Regions from separate parts of the Mus musculus genome. Here region 2 is linked to region 1. Evidence: chromatin loops called from intact Hi-C (ENCODE). Cell type or tissue: heart. All regions are shown on one strand.

Region 1 (8,000 bases):
TCCAAAGCCCCGCTTTGGTCTTGACCTTGCGTCTCCGTAGCAGGATACCCAGGGTCAAGTCCCAACACCACCTGCAACCACAGTAAGTGTTGCTTCTGGGTGTCCCTACCTTGCATCGGGTCACTTCTGTTTTGCCAGTGCAGTATGGTCTCAGAGCCCAATATCCTTTTTCTCTTTGGTCCTATATACTATAGGAGCTTCTCCAGGGGCCTTGGAGGAAGGGTAGTTCCTGATCAGGGCCCTGTAGGAGTACTGTGGAGCAGACCCACATCCCAGGGGTCACCAGGGTCTCTGGGAGGAGGAAGCTGATAACAGCACAAGGAACCTGGCATTGTGAATACTTAGAGAGGTGACACAAATGTCTATCATGACCAATGAGTGGAGAGAGCCTCCTGAGAGTGCAGGTGAAGGGAAGAGAGGTGAAGGGAAGTCCTGCAGGAGTGAGGAATGGGCCAAGGTGGGTGGAGAGGAGAGGTCATGCTGCTTTGAGTCCCGACACTGGCCACCCTGATTGCCTCTGCTCCTCAGGAATGTGGGAAATGTTGTTCTGGCCACAGAAACCCTAGGGGTGACCAGAGGGGTGGGTAGTGTGGCCTAAGGACTTCTGGCTTCCTACCTGGGACTCTAACCTAAGTCGTACCTGAGACTCTGGGGCCTGAGACCACTTAGTCTCTCAGCCTGAGGGATGCCACATGCCTTCAAGGTCACCAGAGGGGATAGCAGTCTAGGCACTCATGACTTTTACCCAGGACCTGGGTTAGGGTCTTCCACAGGGTAGATGAGAGAGACCTGCTACCACCACCCGGACTCTCCATTTCTCCTAAAGATAACACCTAAAATCCACCGCCAGGTTTCTTATGACAGAGAAAGTCTTTGATAGGGAGAGGTGAAGGCTCCTTGATTGTGGGAGTGGTCAGAGAGTGACTAAGCTACTCAGCACTCTAGGATCCCCAAGGAAATCATTCTGCAGATGATGGAGGGACTTTGGGATACCCAGGGCAGGCCAGGGCCCTTTCTGACCAGATACAAGCTTAGAACTGGAGAGGCAGCACTGGCTTTTGGCCTCCAGGATTCCCTCTCCCAAAGTCCAGAAGGCAGAGGACAACTACACGGTGAGGGAGGGGTCAGTGCTATACAGCTTGGACCTATATTACTGGCATCCTTGGAAGGAAAACAAATCCTGAGTGGCTGGATCTAGAGGTAAGGTTAGAAGTGGCCCTGAGGACACCGGATCCAGGTAAGACTGTGGCTGTGTGGAGAGGTACTCAGGCCAGGTATTTGCAGAACTTGACAGACTGGTGGAAAGACATATCCTGTATCCTGGTTACTTTTTTTTTTTTTTTTTTTTTTTTTTGGTCTTTTGAGACAGGGTTTCTCTGTGTAGCCCTGGCTGTCCTGGAACTCACTCTGTAGACCAGGCTGGCCTCAAACTCAGTAATCCGCCTGCCTCTGCCCCCCAAGTGCTGGGAGTAAAGGCCTGCACCACCACCACCTGGCCCTGGTTACTTCTTAACCCCTGGGTGCTGATGATTCCTATTGGGTTTCCCTGTGATGAATGTCTGCCCAATGACTCAGAGTTGACCCTTAGAGAGCATCTGATGCTCAGGCAGGAGCAGGCTCCATCAAGGTCATGTTTTTCTTTGCCTGTTTCGGGGGGTGCTGGGGGATGAGCCAGAGCTTCGGGCGTGGTAGGCAGGTGCCACCTAGGGAGATGCACTTCACTCCCTGAGATGAGTATACGTTTGGACATGTCATACCCAAGTGAGACATGTCCTCCAAGGAAGACTAGTTCTCAAGACCTTGTGTGTTTGCAGTTGTATTGGAGTCCAGGGCAAGGAGGGGCCCAGGCAGATGGAATCCACTGGCCTCAGAAGGCACTGCAGCTGGATTATATGACGTTGGATGTGACATGAGCCATCATAGCTCATGAAGAGTTTTGGCATCTGGGGCCACATGGAAGTCTGCCTTCTTGGAGATAGGCATCCTGAATCTAGTTCTAGAGAGGTTTTCTCAGGTGGGTCTGTCACCCCTTTCCTTGCTGAGGCTGGTCCTCTGATTCTGCAGAAGCCTAGGGGCCATGAAAGAAAAGTGATATGTGGTTAGAGATATGCATGGGGCCACGGAAGTGGTATGGAGTGGGTCTTTAGGGGGCAGTGGCTAATAGGGCAGGAAGAACTTGGCATCACGAGCACATCGAGAGATGGTGGTCTAGATGCTGATCCAGATGGTGGCCCAGGGTTCATCTCTCTGGGATGCTCTAGGGCTTGCTATCTCCCTGAGCCTTTGAACTGCTGAACCCTCTGAAATCCACAGATATGACCTCCTTGAAAAAGTTGAGTCTAGGGTCAGGGACTCATGTATAGCCCTCACTGGTGAGTCCTTGTTTCCTCTCGCTCTTTGTGACAGGACTTTGGTGAGCTCAGCTGACCAATCAGTTGCTCAGCCATGGCAGCCTGTGCAAGGACCCAGGGTCACCAAAGATCAGTAGTGATGGGGAATGTTGAGGGACTCTTAGTCTCTTAGTTAGGGTGGTAGGGAAAGGATGACTTCTGAGCCCCAGTGGCTACATGACCTCCACGTTAGCACGTATGTCTCTTCCTAGGGAAGTATGTGATTAAAGTCTTGTTTCTGAGATAGTCTTGCCTAGAACTGAGGGTAGAACAAAATCTATTAGGTATCTAGGTCCCTTCCTTTTGCCCATCTAGAAGGTTCTGGAAGCCCTCTGGCTTCTCTTTTGCTGTGGGCACAACCATGTCCCTTCTTGCTAACTCTACATGGGACTATAGCCAAAGTAATCACGCCCCTGACCTGCTTACCTTTACTGCAGACTAGGCCATGTCAACATTGAGCAGCACCAGCCCTCGCTCAATAGACCCTGACTACAAAAAAAAAAACAAAACAAAAAAAAAACAAAACAAAAAAACGATGTAACCATTGCCTTCATTGCCTTTGTTGGGTCCCCAAACACAGGCCCCAAGCAATTTTTCCCAGAATTCTTTCAATCCCAGCCCCCTGCTCAGCCTGGGCCTTCTGACCAGCTCCAAGCTGCTCACAGCAGGGCAGGCAAACCTTAGCTTGACCCGGGATTCCAGGCTTAGGGCTGGCCACCGGCTGCAGAGATAAATCGAGGAAGTCTCCCCCAGCTCTGGCCCCAGCCAGACCCCTGTGGTGGGCAGGCAAGGGAAAGGAGAGACCCCAGAGGTTTGTTTGCTGTCCCAGCTGGGCTGGCTGTACAGCCCTCTTCCTCTGTCCTGGCTCTGGCCCCGTCAGATCTGAGAATACGGACATCCTTTCATGGGAGCCATCAGTACTCTGGCCTAGAGAAAAGGGACACGAGGGACATGGAAGGACAGAGATCTTCTCCTGATAAGGAGATGTGACTCCAGCTCTTCATTGAGGACATCTAGGATAGTGAGGGCTCCAGAGTGTGATCCCAGCCCTTCTCAGTCTACCCCAGGCTTGCTCACTTGAATCCATAGTCTTCACTATTGAATGTTTTGATCCTGATGGGGGAACCAGTTAGCTTTCTCCTTGGAGAGTGATGGAATCCTCCTCTCCAGACGGGGACAGGGACATCCCCAACCTGGACATATGTGCTTCCTATACCTCCAGGGACCCTTCCACATCCACCAGGAATCCTGGTTTGGAGAGCTCTGTGGTATCACAGGATCTGTGATGTGCACACCACTAGCATGAGTGTCCAGTGTCCATCCAGACAGGTGTCCTCCACTGTCTCATCACATGAGCTGCCATCTTGCAGTGTCTACCTAAGTATAGAGCCATGTCCCAAGCTCTTGGAATCTGGAGGTTATGTCTTCCTCAATGGGTGAAAGACCCTAAAGTCCAGGAGAAGAGAGGAGACTCTGAACCAGCAGGCTGTTAGGAAGGTTGGGGTTCCTTTTATATTTTTTAGCAGCTTATTGTCAGAGGTGGATTTATAGCTGTGCTGGGGGCTGCAGCAGCCCGAGGGGATGTCATTTCCTGAGAGGCCCAGCCCAGCCTTCTACTAGGGCCTTAACTGTAGGGGCTGTGTCTTTAGCTATGCTTGGTGTAGCACCCTGTAACCCCAAAACCTTTTAACAAATGCGACTTCTGAGAGTAGAATTGGTAAAATCCAGGGACTCTGAAGCAGCTGGAAGGTCACCGGGAGGCTAGACTGGGGCTCCATGGGACGAATGGGCCCAGGACTTGAAGGGTGTGACCAGCTAAGATGAGGGTCCTATGTAAGACAGAACAAAAGGAGACAGGAGTGGCAATCCACACCTCCTCTGAAGAGACCCTGAGAAGCAGAATGATGTGGGAACGCCTGACGTCTTCAGGACCCCTAGAGGACCCGAGAAGAAGCAAGAACCCCAAGTCTGAAGGCAGCAAGCATGGGCTGGGGGCATTTTCCACCTGCATCCCCCCCAGGAACCCCACCTCAGTCGCCAAATGGTTGTTATGCTAACCGCTGACCTCACGGGGGCGCAAGAGACAATAAAATTTTAGTTTGGAGGTGCAGTTTGCCTATGGCCAGAACCTCCAGAGCGGAGTCTGCCTAACAGGGTTCCCCCAGCTCTGCTGGAGACCCCACTCCTGGGTAGCTTCCTGATAGGCATCCTACCCCTGCCGGTTCTCTGGCCTCTAACGTCTTTCTGCCCACTCCCCTTCTCCTTCCCTTCCTCTTGTCTTCCTCAGGGCTCTCTCCCACCTCCTCTCCACCCCCATCGACCACCCCCACCCCCCCCTTCCCCTTCCTGCTTCTCAGGGGCCAGGCAGTGGAAGAGGATACTTTTCTGTATGCCCTAGGCTAGGCAGGGACCAACCCCCACTCCCACCCTACAGACAGGCAGGCCCAGCCTTTCTTTGCTGTTACAGAGCTGGAGGGCTCCCATCAGGAGCTGTGAGGGAGGAGTGGTAGCTGGAATTCTAATGACCTTAGGTGTGGGACAGCAAAGGGAAGCAGTAGCTCAGGGACAGCCTGGGAGGGGGCGTGGCCTGAGACAGGCTGGGAGGAGATAGCGCTGAGACAAAGCCCTGGATAGGGGCCCTGGACAGAGAGCTGGGTGGTAAGATACCTGATAGCAGAGGGAGGGACGAATGGGGTGGGGACAGGAAGGCTGGCAGGGTTCCAGGGAGGGCTGTTTCAGGGGATGGTGGGGGAAGGGAGGCCCAGCTTTAGGCAGGAGCAGTGTGTGTGTGGGGTGGGGGGGTGGGGATGAGGGGAGGGTGCCACTCCCAGGTCAACCGGGCACTGGCTTTGTTGGGGAGTGGGGGTCTTGAGAGAGGCTGAGGGAGATTGTCCAGGGTCTGTTAGGGAGCTCCTCGCTGGTGTGGGCCGGTAGAAAAAGGAACAGAGACTGGAGAGTCATAGAAAAATTTTAAGTGAGAGTTGATGGAGACAGGAAGTACTTGGGAAGTTAGACGTTGCTCCTGGGCCTTGTTCCTCCAAGGAAAGTTCTAAAGCAAACTCCCTAGCATGTCCTTTCCAGGACAGATCACTACCCTTGCTGAATTTGTCCCTCACCTTTCTATGTCCTTCCACGTGTCCCCAGGCGGATGCCTCTTCCTCTCAGCACTGGCTGCACTCTAGGCTTGAGGTGGCAGTTCCCAGGACTCCCAGGATGCTGTAAGCACACTTGATTGGAGGACAGCCAGCCGATTTCTTCTTTTTTTTCCCAGCTTAGAATCTCAGTGGAGGCACTCGTGGGGGACAGTCCCGAAGAATGAGGAATACAGGGTGGACAGTGAATTCAGCGGCCCACAAGGCTAAGTGGAGTGGCCAGCAGAAAGCTCCTCGTGGGGTTACTGAGGTTGGTCATTTGTCCAAACCTGAGGAGCCGTGAAAGTCTTCACAGTCAGGTCAGGAGCAAGCATGGAAGCAGGGAGGCCCGGTGGAGAACTTGGTAGGAACCAGGTAGGTTCAGCTCCTCTGGGAAAGCCCACGCTTGTCTTGTGTAATAGTATACCTTTGTAGGTGATTGTGCCAGGGAGAAACTGAGGCTGAAGGACCCTAGTGGCCACTGCTGGGCCACATGCTACATTCTGCTCTCTTATTGCTTTCAGGTCAGGTCTCCAGGGAAAAGTAGCATACCCTCTTCTAAATCTGTCCTCCCCTCTCCAACCTCAGTTTCCCCTTGAGTGCTTAGCTCCAGGCAAGCTGAGCAGGAGGTAGGGTCCTATAGTCTCAGCACAGCTTAGAACTGAGACAGCATCTCTGGGAGACAAGGGGCAGAGGCAGAGACCAGGAAAGGGGTACATCTAGATACGTGGGTTCCTCTGGGCTCACACTTGGATCTTCTTTGAGATTAGTGGCTCAGGTCTGGCTCCAGCATAACCCAGGTCTCTATCTTTCCTTTTGTTTCCAATTCTTTCTTTCATCCCTCCTGTCTAGAGGAGGGTTGGTGGAACTTGGGTGTGGCAGAGCCCCTGGGAACTAGAGGAGAAGGAAAGGCCCAAGACCAGGGGACCAAGCCCCATATGGAGCATACTGGGGACAGAAAGGTCCCACGGATAGACTGGCCAGTAGGCTTGGTGGGATTCCCTGCTAGCTATGGGCTCTGTGGATAAGAAGAGGCGTGTGGTGGCGCACGCCTTTAATCCCAGCACTTGGGAGGCAGAGGCAGGCGGATTTCTGAGTTCGAGGCCAGCCTGGTCTACAGAGTGAGTTCCAGGACAGCCAGGACTACACAGAGAAACCCTGTCTCGAAAAACCAAAAAAAAAAAAAAAAAAAAAAAAAAAAAAAAAAAAAAAAAAAAGAGGGTCTTCATGTCTGATGAAAGTAGCCAAAATGTGGCTTTATCCAGTTTGTTCTTTAGCCTTTGCTTCCCAATATGAAAGGGCCTTCATCTTTGCCTGGGAGCCAGTGTTCCCAGGAACCTCTATACTAGCTAAATCCAGCAAGGGCAGTTGTGTGTGTGTGTGGGGGGGGGCGGGCTTGTAGCCCCTCACTGGAACTGTGTGAGGGTAGGACCATGGAGTGCAGCCACCTGCCTATGTCCATCACTTAATCCCCCGCCCAGCCTACTGCCTGGTCCCAGCAGGCAGTGCACTAGGGTGGGTGTGAACAAGTCCTCCAAGGGTCTTTTTGTCTGTTTAACTCCTTGAGGCTGGGACTGAGGCTGGCCATGTGTTGGTAGGCTGTGTTAGGAGGTGTGGGGAAGGTCTGTGAGTTGGGGGAGGAGCTGGTTCTGTCCTGTTAGCTATTTGCTAACTGAACCACTTCAGACACTTCTTAAACTTCATTAAATGGACAAATCTTTGTCCTCTCTGACAGGATTTCGCTCGTAGAAACACCCAGAGGCACTTGGAGCTAGAAATGAGGAGGCACGGATGAGGGAGAGGCCTGGGAAGGAGGAGACCCCAGGTGGGGGAGGTGAACCATGAAGGTGGCTGCATCAGGGACAAAGGCTCTTAAACCCACAACTCAAGTCCCTGAGGCCATTGTGGAATAAGTGAGGCACGGGGTACTAGGCCACTGGGGTATCCAAGGGGTACCATCAAGGTAGCACCTTATCTTCAGGCCTCCCTAGGAGCCCTGCCGTGCAGAAGCACAACCCTGAAACTTCCTGCCCCTGCATTTTAAGTCTAGGACTTCAGAGTGATGTGCTAGGCAAAGAGCCTGTCAGTTACACCTGGGGGCTTCCTGTCTCCATCTCCAGCCTCCCAAAATCTGCTGTCTCCTTGGTGTCTCCAGACTTTCACAACCCTCTCATCGGGGCCCTCCTGAGATACTCGACATTCATGAGAGGTGACATGGCTATCTTTCTAGAAACATCAAGGAAATTGAAGCCTTCTTTGCTTACCATCCACAGGAATCATGTCTGGCATGCTATGGCAATCAGTTGCAACAGGAACAGCATGAATGAACTCAAGGGACACACCCAGCAAGCTGCCTTGACCAGAGCCTGGAAGGATTGGTGAGTTCCCTAGGGCACCATGCAGTAAGCACTTGTCCTCACAGCTAATGACCCCTATATGCTGTGTGTCCTCAGATCACGTCCCATAATGGAGAGCTGGA
Region 2 (8,000 bases), 100 kb after region 1:
GATCTCATGGAGGCATTTCCTCAACTGAAACTCCTTTCTCTGTGATAACTTCAGCCTGTGTCAAGTTGACACACAAAACCAGCCAGTACAATTGACCCCTTGTCAACTTGACACACAAACACATCACTGGTAAGCCTCAACCCTTACTTTCTTATTCATCCCCAAGACCTAAATAACTTTAAAAGTCCCACAGTCTTTACATATTAAAAGTTCAATCCTGGGCTGGTGAGATGGCTTAGTGGGTAAGAGCACCCGAATGCTCTTCCGAAGGTCTGGAGTTCAAATCCCAGCAACCACATGGTGGCTCACAACCATCCGTAACAAGATCTGACTCCCTCTTCTGGAGTGTCTGAAGACAGCTACAGCGTACTTACATATAATAAATAAATAAATCAAAAAAAGTTCAATCCTTTTAAAATATCCAATATCTTTTAAAAATTCAAAATCTCTTAACTGTGGGCTCCACTGTAATACCTTCTTCAAGAGAGAAACATATCAGGACACATTCACAATCAAAAGCAAAATCAAACTCCAACCGTCCAATGTCTGGGATCCACTCATGATCTTCTGGATACCTCCAAGGACTTGGGTCACTTCTCCAGCTCTGCCCTTTGCAGCACACACCTTCTCTTCTAGGCTCCAGATGCCTGTACTGAACTGCTGCTGCTGTTCTTGGTGGTCATCTCATGGTACTGGCATCTCCAAAACACTGCTGACTTCAGCTGTAACTAGGCTTCACCAACAGCCTCTCATAGGCTCTCTTCATGGTGCCAAACCTCAACTCTTTTGCATGATCCTTCAGTCCTGCCATCAATTGCAACTGAGGCTGCACCTTTACCAATGGCCTTCCATGGCCTTTCACAGTGCTGAGCCTCAGCTGCTCTTCAGGACCCCTTCATGCCTTCAAAACCAGTACCACCTGGGTGACTCTTACACATTACCAAGTCCAGCCACAGCACAAGATACAACCTTCCCTATCTCTGGAATACAGTCTCTGTGCTCTCAGAAAACACTTCCCAGAAGATTTCACCTCAATGATGTTGATCTCTTCTTAATCACCGCTAATTTCTTAGTTCCACCAGCATCAATAGTCCCAGTAATGCAAAGGTTTCACTTTAGTAGCTCTGGTATCTTGTTAATCACAGCTGATTCTTAAACCCCAGCTAACCAGAACCACAGAATCTTCACAGTCAAAAATAGCAACAGCCCTGATACAGAGTCTTTAATCTTCCTTCTGAAATTTCACAAGCCAGGCCTCCATCTTCTGCCCTGTTCTCAACATTATCTTCCAAGCTCCTACACAACATCCCAGAGCTCTTAACACTGAATGGATCTTCTAGCCCAAAGTTCCAAAGTCCTTCCACAGCCCTCCTCCAAACATGGTCAGGTTGTCACAGGAATTCCCTACTATGCTGGTACCAATTTGTCTTAGTCAGGGTTTCTATTCCTGGACAAAGCCTCACGGAGCTTAAGGCATTCCTCAGAGTCTCAATAGGGCTTAAAGATTTTCCCATGTTCACTAAGATTCAAAGCTTCCTTAGAATGTTACAAGGCTTTTCCAGAGTTATCCTCAGGGCTCAGGTTTTTTCCAGGTTTTCAATAGTCTTCCCAGGAAATCACTGGGGTCATAGGCCTTCCCTGTGTTCTCACTGGGTCTTAATTTTTCACTGGAGCCTAAAATGCGTTACCCCGAGTCTTGCTGGAACCTAAAAATTTCCCAAGTTCTCATAGGTTCTGTAAGACCTTCAGTGGGTTTTATTGGGTTTAAAGGCCTTCCTTACATTCTCACTGTGACCTAAAACATTCTGCAGGCTTTCCATTTGGTTTAAGGCCTTTCCAAGGTTCTCGCTCCAATAGATGTTCTCCAACATCTCACTGAGGCCTTAGGACTTTCCTAGGTCCTCACTGGAGCTCATAACTTTATTTAGGTTCTGACTAAGATTTAAGAGCTTTGCTAGATGCATACTATAATCTATGGCTTTCCATGAATGCTCTTTGATGCCTAAGGACTTTCTTATTTTCTCACTGGGCCTTAGTCTTTTTCAGATCCATGCTGGTATCTAAGACCTTCCTCAGTTTCTTACAGGAGACTAAAACTTCTAAAATTTCTCAATGAGGCTTTAAACATTCGAAAGCTTCTCCATTGGGCATAAATCATTTTACAAATTTTTATTGGACCTTAAGGCCCTCTCCATGTTCTTACTCCAAATTGTTACTTGGACCTAAAGTCTTTTCTAGTCACATTGATGTCTTAGGTTTTCCACTGGTTCTCACTGTGCTGTAAAACCTACACATTCTCACTGGAGCTTAAGGAATTCCTCAGGGTCTCAGGCCTAAGAATGTCTCCATGTTCTTACTCAGTCCTAAAGCTTCCCCAGGCATCACTGAGGCCTAAGGCCTTTCTCAGGTTATCGTTGGTGTCTAGGTCCTTCCCAGGTTCCTGAGGTCTTCACATATTCTCACTAAGGTCTAAGGGTTACCCCAAGTTCTCACTGGGGCCTAAGTCTTTCCAAAGTTGTTTCTCTGTCTGAAAGCTTGGCCCAGGTTCTCACTAGAGCCTATGCCCAGGGTTTCAACTGGGCCTAAACATTTTAAGTTCTAATGAAATCTAGAAGGCTACCACCAGATTTTCACTGGGTCTGAAGACTTTCCTCATATTCTTCCTGTGCCCTACAACCTTCTACATGGTCTTAAAGTAGCTAAAGGCCTTTTCCAAAGTCTTATTGAGACCTTCTGCCTCTCCTAAGTTCTTTTTGGAAGAAAGAACTTAAGAACATAAAGGCTTTTACTGATTCTTACTATGCCTTAAGGCTTTTTGCATTTTCTGTTTTTTAAGGCCTTCCTGAGAAACTCAACAAGTCCTAAGGCCTTTTACAGGTTAACACCAGAGCCTAAGACCTTCTGTGGTTTTTACTGTTATCTAAGAGTTCTTATCACAGGTTCTCACTGGCACCTCAGGATTTCCCAGGTGGTCAATGGGATCTAAGGCCTTCCAGCCTTCCCCAGGTTCTCAGTGGGTCATAGAGACTTGCCAAGGTTCTCACTGAAGCCATGCTTCTCCAGTTACTCACTGGTGTCTATAATGTAAGATTTGTCTCTGGGTCTTAAAGCCTTGCCCGGGTTCCCACCAGGGACTAAGGTGTTATTCTGTGTTTCACTGAAGCCTAAAATCTTTTCTGTTTTCATGGGATCTATAAGGCTTTAGACAGGTTTAAACTGGGTATGCAGGCCATTTCTATGTTCTCACTTAACACCAAGTCTCTGCAGGAATCCAGTGCGTCCTCTCCCACTGAGGCCAGACAAGGCAATCCTCTGTTACATATATGCTAGCAGCCTTATACCAACTAATGTGTATCTTTGGTTGGTGGCTCAGTCTCTGGGAGCTGCCAGGGGTCTAGATTAGTTGATACTGTTGGTGTTCTTATGGGTTGCCATCCTCTTCAGCTCCTTCAATCCTTTCCAGTCAACAACTTTTAAGATAGCCCCTTTTCCAGTTGTTCAGGACCCACATGATGACCAAGTTGCATGTTTGCTACATATGAGCAGGGAGGCCTCGGTCCAGCTCAGGTATGTTCTTTGTGATGTTTCAGGCTCTGAAAGTCCCAAAGATCCAGGTTTGTTAACTCTGTTGGCCTTTCTGTGGAATTCCTATCCCCTTTGGTGCCTGCAATCTTTCCTCCTATTCTTCCATAAGAGTCCCAAAGCTTCATCCATTGTTTGGCTGTCGATGTCTGAGTCAGCTGCTGTGGGTGGAGGGGGGCTCTCAGAGGACGACATGCTCTTGTCTGCAAGCATAACAGAGTATCATTAATAGTGTTAAGGATTGGTGCTTGCCCATGGGATGGGTGTTGCAGTAAATCTTTAACTCCAATAAGCTCCTGCAAAAACACACAACTCGGTGACACTTTCCTTAGATTTTCTTAGTGCTAACACATCCATGGGTTGCCATTCGAGTTCCTGATAACCCTGTGGATGATCATCGTCTGGAGGTCTTTGTTGTATATTAACTGGATAAACAAAAGCTTATTTTCTAATAGCCTTTGGTTGGCTTTCTCTAATTCTCTTGTCTCTACCTGAGTATTTTCCTTAATTGAAAATTTAAATTCCTCCCTTAAGGTCTGTGTTTATGTCTCTCCTTTTGTTGCTCTTCCTGTTCCTTGAGTTCTTGCATTCTCTGTTCAAGGTTCGGCTTCCACATTTGAAAACCTTCTTTATGTTGTAATTCTGTTATTGTAGCATCTACCTTATTTTGATCTACTAGTTTTAGTAAAGTATCCTCTTGACTCTGCTTCCAAATTTTGTCTCTATCTCCTTGCTGTTCAGTCTGACCTACGAAATTCTGTATCTTTTTTTCTAGTATCTTTTCTAGCTCCTGTCTCCAACCTTTCTTCTCCCCTTTCTGTTGCTTATCTTGACCTATAAAATCCTGAACCTTCAGTTCTAGTGTTTCCTCCAGGCTGTGTTGCCAAGTTTTATCTCTCTGTTGCTCAGTTTCATCTATAAACTTCTCTAGTGTCTGCTCCAATCCCTTTCCTAAGGCATGTAATGTTTTATCTAGGGCCCAGTCTTTGAGAAGATGTAGTAAGTCAAGAGAATAAATATTGCACTAATGTTAAATGACAAGGTTTCTATTTCCTTTAAACCCATCCCTGTCGAACCATTCAAAATATCATCCCATAAATCCCAACTGTGGTATTTATTGTGTTTCTCATTTTTAAGTATCATTTACATGAATATATATCTTTATTATCAATTTATAATTTGTATTACCTGTTCCAGAGCCCTTTGTACCTTTGTCTCCCTCTGCTGTTCAATTCAGGACACTGCAGTCCTCTCGGATTCTTTTGTTTGCTGGGAGGGGCTGACTGTAGAAAGACCTGCAGCTTCTGTGCTTCTGAGCTGGCTCTGTCTTGGTTGGGGTTGCAGCTGGCACCTTGTGCGCTTATCTCAGGCAGTCTGCAGCACAAGCAGACGGGAGAGCGGGTCTGGCTGTCAGGTGTCCTGTGTAGACTCGGGGCTTATGGGGGAGCGAACATGGAAAGGCTCGGGAGGAGATGCCCCAATCAGCTCACTGTGTCTATCAGAAAACTACCTTGCAGTCAGTTGCGCTCCAGGGTCCCCCTTCCATCTCTGGGAATCAGCATTGGCACTCCCCAAGTCCAGCTCCAGGCTGGGGTGCTGCCCCTGGCTGTAGCTGTCTGCTGGGGGGTTGGGGAGGGAGCCTCTCTGTGGCTCTCTGTAGACCCCTCAGACCCAGTCAGCTTTTAATCCACACACTGCTGCAGCTTTAGATCTGCTCAGCTTTTTATTTTGGGGGGTGGGGTGGGGTGGGGAGACAGTGGACTTTTATCTCAGACTAGTTGGGTTCTAAGCAATAAGATGGACACCAATTCTCAAGTTGGGCAGGTTATTGGTTGGCCCCCTACCTGTCTACAAATAATTTAGGCAGGGGGAGGGAGCAGACAAGATAAAATTTGGGTTGAAAGTTGTGTGGGTGGGTTGGTGTCTCTATTGCTCCACTGGGGTTCCTGTAGGGCTACAGGAGATGCCCTCTTTAGGTTCCATATTCTCAATGTAATGAGTTCCAACTAAGATCATCCCATTGATTCTTGGGTACCTCCCTTACCTAAGGTCTCTGTCTCCTCCCAAAAATGCCCCCTCCATTTACATCAGTTGCAGATTTCCATTCATTTTTATGGCCATATAGCCATCTCTCTTGTTCTTCCCCACACCTGATCCTGAATTCCCCATTCCGTTCCCCATACCCCCTCCCTCTAAGTTCCCTCCCTCCATCTGCCTCTTATGACTATTTTATTCCCTTCCTACCAACTGGTTCTATTTTGTCATGCTATCTTCTTCACCTCTTCTCTCTATCATGAGAACCATTGTAAATGTGACACAGGTACTAGATTGCTTTTGCCATATCCTTCCAGTCTTGGATTATTCTATTTTTAATATCCAAAGAAGTCACGGTTTGTTTACAAATGGTGAATGCATCCCAAAATTGTGACACTTTCCTTGAATTTTCTCAGTTCTAACACATCCATGGGTTGCCATCTGAGTTCCTGATAATCCTGTGGATGATCATTGTCTGGAGGTCTTTGTTGCATGCTAAACAGATAAAAGCTTGTTTTCTAATAACCTTTGGTTGGCTTTTATCTTCTGCTTCTACCTGAGTCAAGCTTCCTCACTGGGTTTTCCTTCTTGTTTAGCTTCTTTGGGTCTGTCCGAGTATAACATGGTACCTGTATTTTATGGCTAATATGTGCTTATAAGTGAGTACATGCCATGCGTATTCTTTTAAGACTGGGTTACATCACTCGGGATGATATTCTCAAGTTCCACCCATATGCCTGCAAAATTCATGATGTCTTTTTTTTTTAAGATTTATTTATTAATTTAATGTATCCGAGTACACTGTAGCTGTCTTCAGACATACTAGAAGAAGGCATCAGATCCCATTACAGATGGTTGTGAGCCACCATGTGGTTGCTGGGAATTGAACTCAGGACCTCTGGAAGCACAGTCAGTGCTCTTAACCACTAAGCCATCTCTCCAGCCACAATGTTAGTTTTTAATAGCTGAATAGTATTCCATTGTGTAGATGTACCACATTTTCTTTGTCCACTCTCAGTTGAGGAACATGTAGGTTGTTTCCAGTTTCTGGATATTATGAATAAAGCTGCTGTGAACATAGTTGAGCAAGTGGCTTTGTGGGATATTGGAACATCTTTTTGGCATAAGCCCAGGAGTGGTATAGCTGGGTCTTGAGATAGAAATATTCCCAGTTTTCTGAGAAATTGATGTCCAAACTGATTGTACAAGTATGCACTCCCAACAGCACTGATGGTGTGCTCCCCTTGCTCCACATCCTTGCCAGCATGTGTTACCTCCTAAATTTTGATCTTAGCCATTTTGATGGGTATAATTTGGAACCCCATAGTTGTTTGACTTGCATTTCCCTGATGACTAAGGACTTTGAACATTTAAGTGCTTCTTGGTCATCCAAGATTCTTCTGTTGAAAATTCTGTTTAGTACTGTACCCCATTTTAAAATTGTATTATTTGGGCTGTTGGTGTCTAACTTCTTGAGTTCTTTGTAAAATCTGGATATTAGCCCTCTGCCAGATGTAAGATCCTTTCCTAATCTGTGGGGATGCTGATTTGTCCTACTGACAGTGTCCTTTTCCTTACAAAAGTTTTATAGTTTCATGAGGTCTCATTTAATCAATTGTCAATCTTAGACGTGGGTATTTCCCACTTTCTCTTCTTTGAAATTTAGTGCATCCAGTTTTATGTTGAGGTCCTTGATTCACCTGGACTTGAGTTTTGTGCAGGTGATAAGTATGGTCTATTTTCATTCGTCTACATGTAGACATCAAGTGAGTCCAGGACCATTTGTTGAAGATACTTTCATTTTTCCCTTTTCAAATTGTTTTGTTTATTTACATTCCAAATGTTGTCCCCTTTCCTGGTCTCCCCTCCAAGACTTCTTTACCTCATTCCCTTTCCCCTTTGCCTCAGAGAGGGTGCTCCCCAACCCATTCACCCACCCCCTCACTCACCCACCCCATCCTTCCCTGAGGGCATGAAGTTTCTACAGGATTAAGTGCATCCTCTCCCACTGAGGCCAGACAAGGCAGTCCTATGCTACATGTGTATTGGGGGTGGTGGACCAGCCCTTGTATGCTCTTTGAATGGTGGCTTAGTCTCTGGGAGCTCCCAGGGTTCCAGGTTTGTTGACAGTGTTGGTCTTCCTATGGTGCCAACATTCTCATCAGCTCCTTCAATCCTTTTCCTAACTGTTCCATAGGTGTCCCAGGTCTCAGTCCAATGGTTGTCTGTAAGTATCTGCATCTGTCTTAGTTGCTGGTAGAGCCTCTCAGAAGACAGTCATGCTAGACTCCTGTCTACAAGCAAAACATGGCATCAGTAATAGTGTCAGGGTTGGGTGTTCACCTACAGAATGGATCTCAAGTTGTGCTGGTCTCTGGATAGGC

Evidence for each region. Peaks named below come from ENCODE experiments on the same cell type or tissue, not always from the same donor. Only the 100,000 strongest peaks of a DNase experiment are listed, where the experiment ranks them.
Region 2: it touches region 1 in a loop (8-fold over the local background); 6 of 42 quality-filtered maps call a loop at or near these places.

The regions. Positions count from the first base shown.
Region 1 is chr7:142,606,299-142,614,298 of GRCm38, forward strand. Gm33148 (a long non-coding RNA gene) reads left to right here. Exons shown (of 4, transcript XR_003946903.1): 3 at 5,662-5,896; 4 at 7,795-8,000. Among named protein-coding and RNA genes, the nearest start is that of Gm33148, 19 kb to the left of the region's middle. In heart, a CTCF peak has its summit at 4,456 (motif pointing right); a DNase peak (open chromatin) is centred at 4,483; H3K4me3 peaks cover 1,863 bases; H3K27ac peaks cover 5,435 bases.
Region 2 is chr7:142,710,067-142,718,066 of GRCm38, forward strand. Gm39116 (a long non-coding RNA gene) reads right to left here. Exons shown (of 3, transcript XR_870062.1): 3 at 3,731-3,785. Among named protein-coding and RNA genes, the nearest start is that of Gm39116, 29 kb to the right of the region's middle. In heart, a CTCF peak has its summit at 4,810 (motif pointing left); no DNase peak of the experiment used is centred here; H3K4me3 peaks cover 378 bases; H3K27ac peaks cover 389 bases.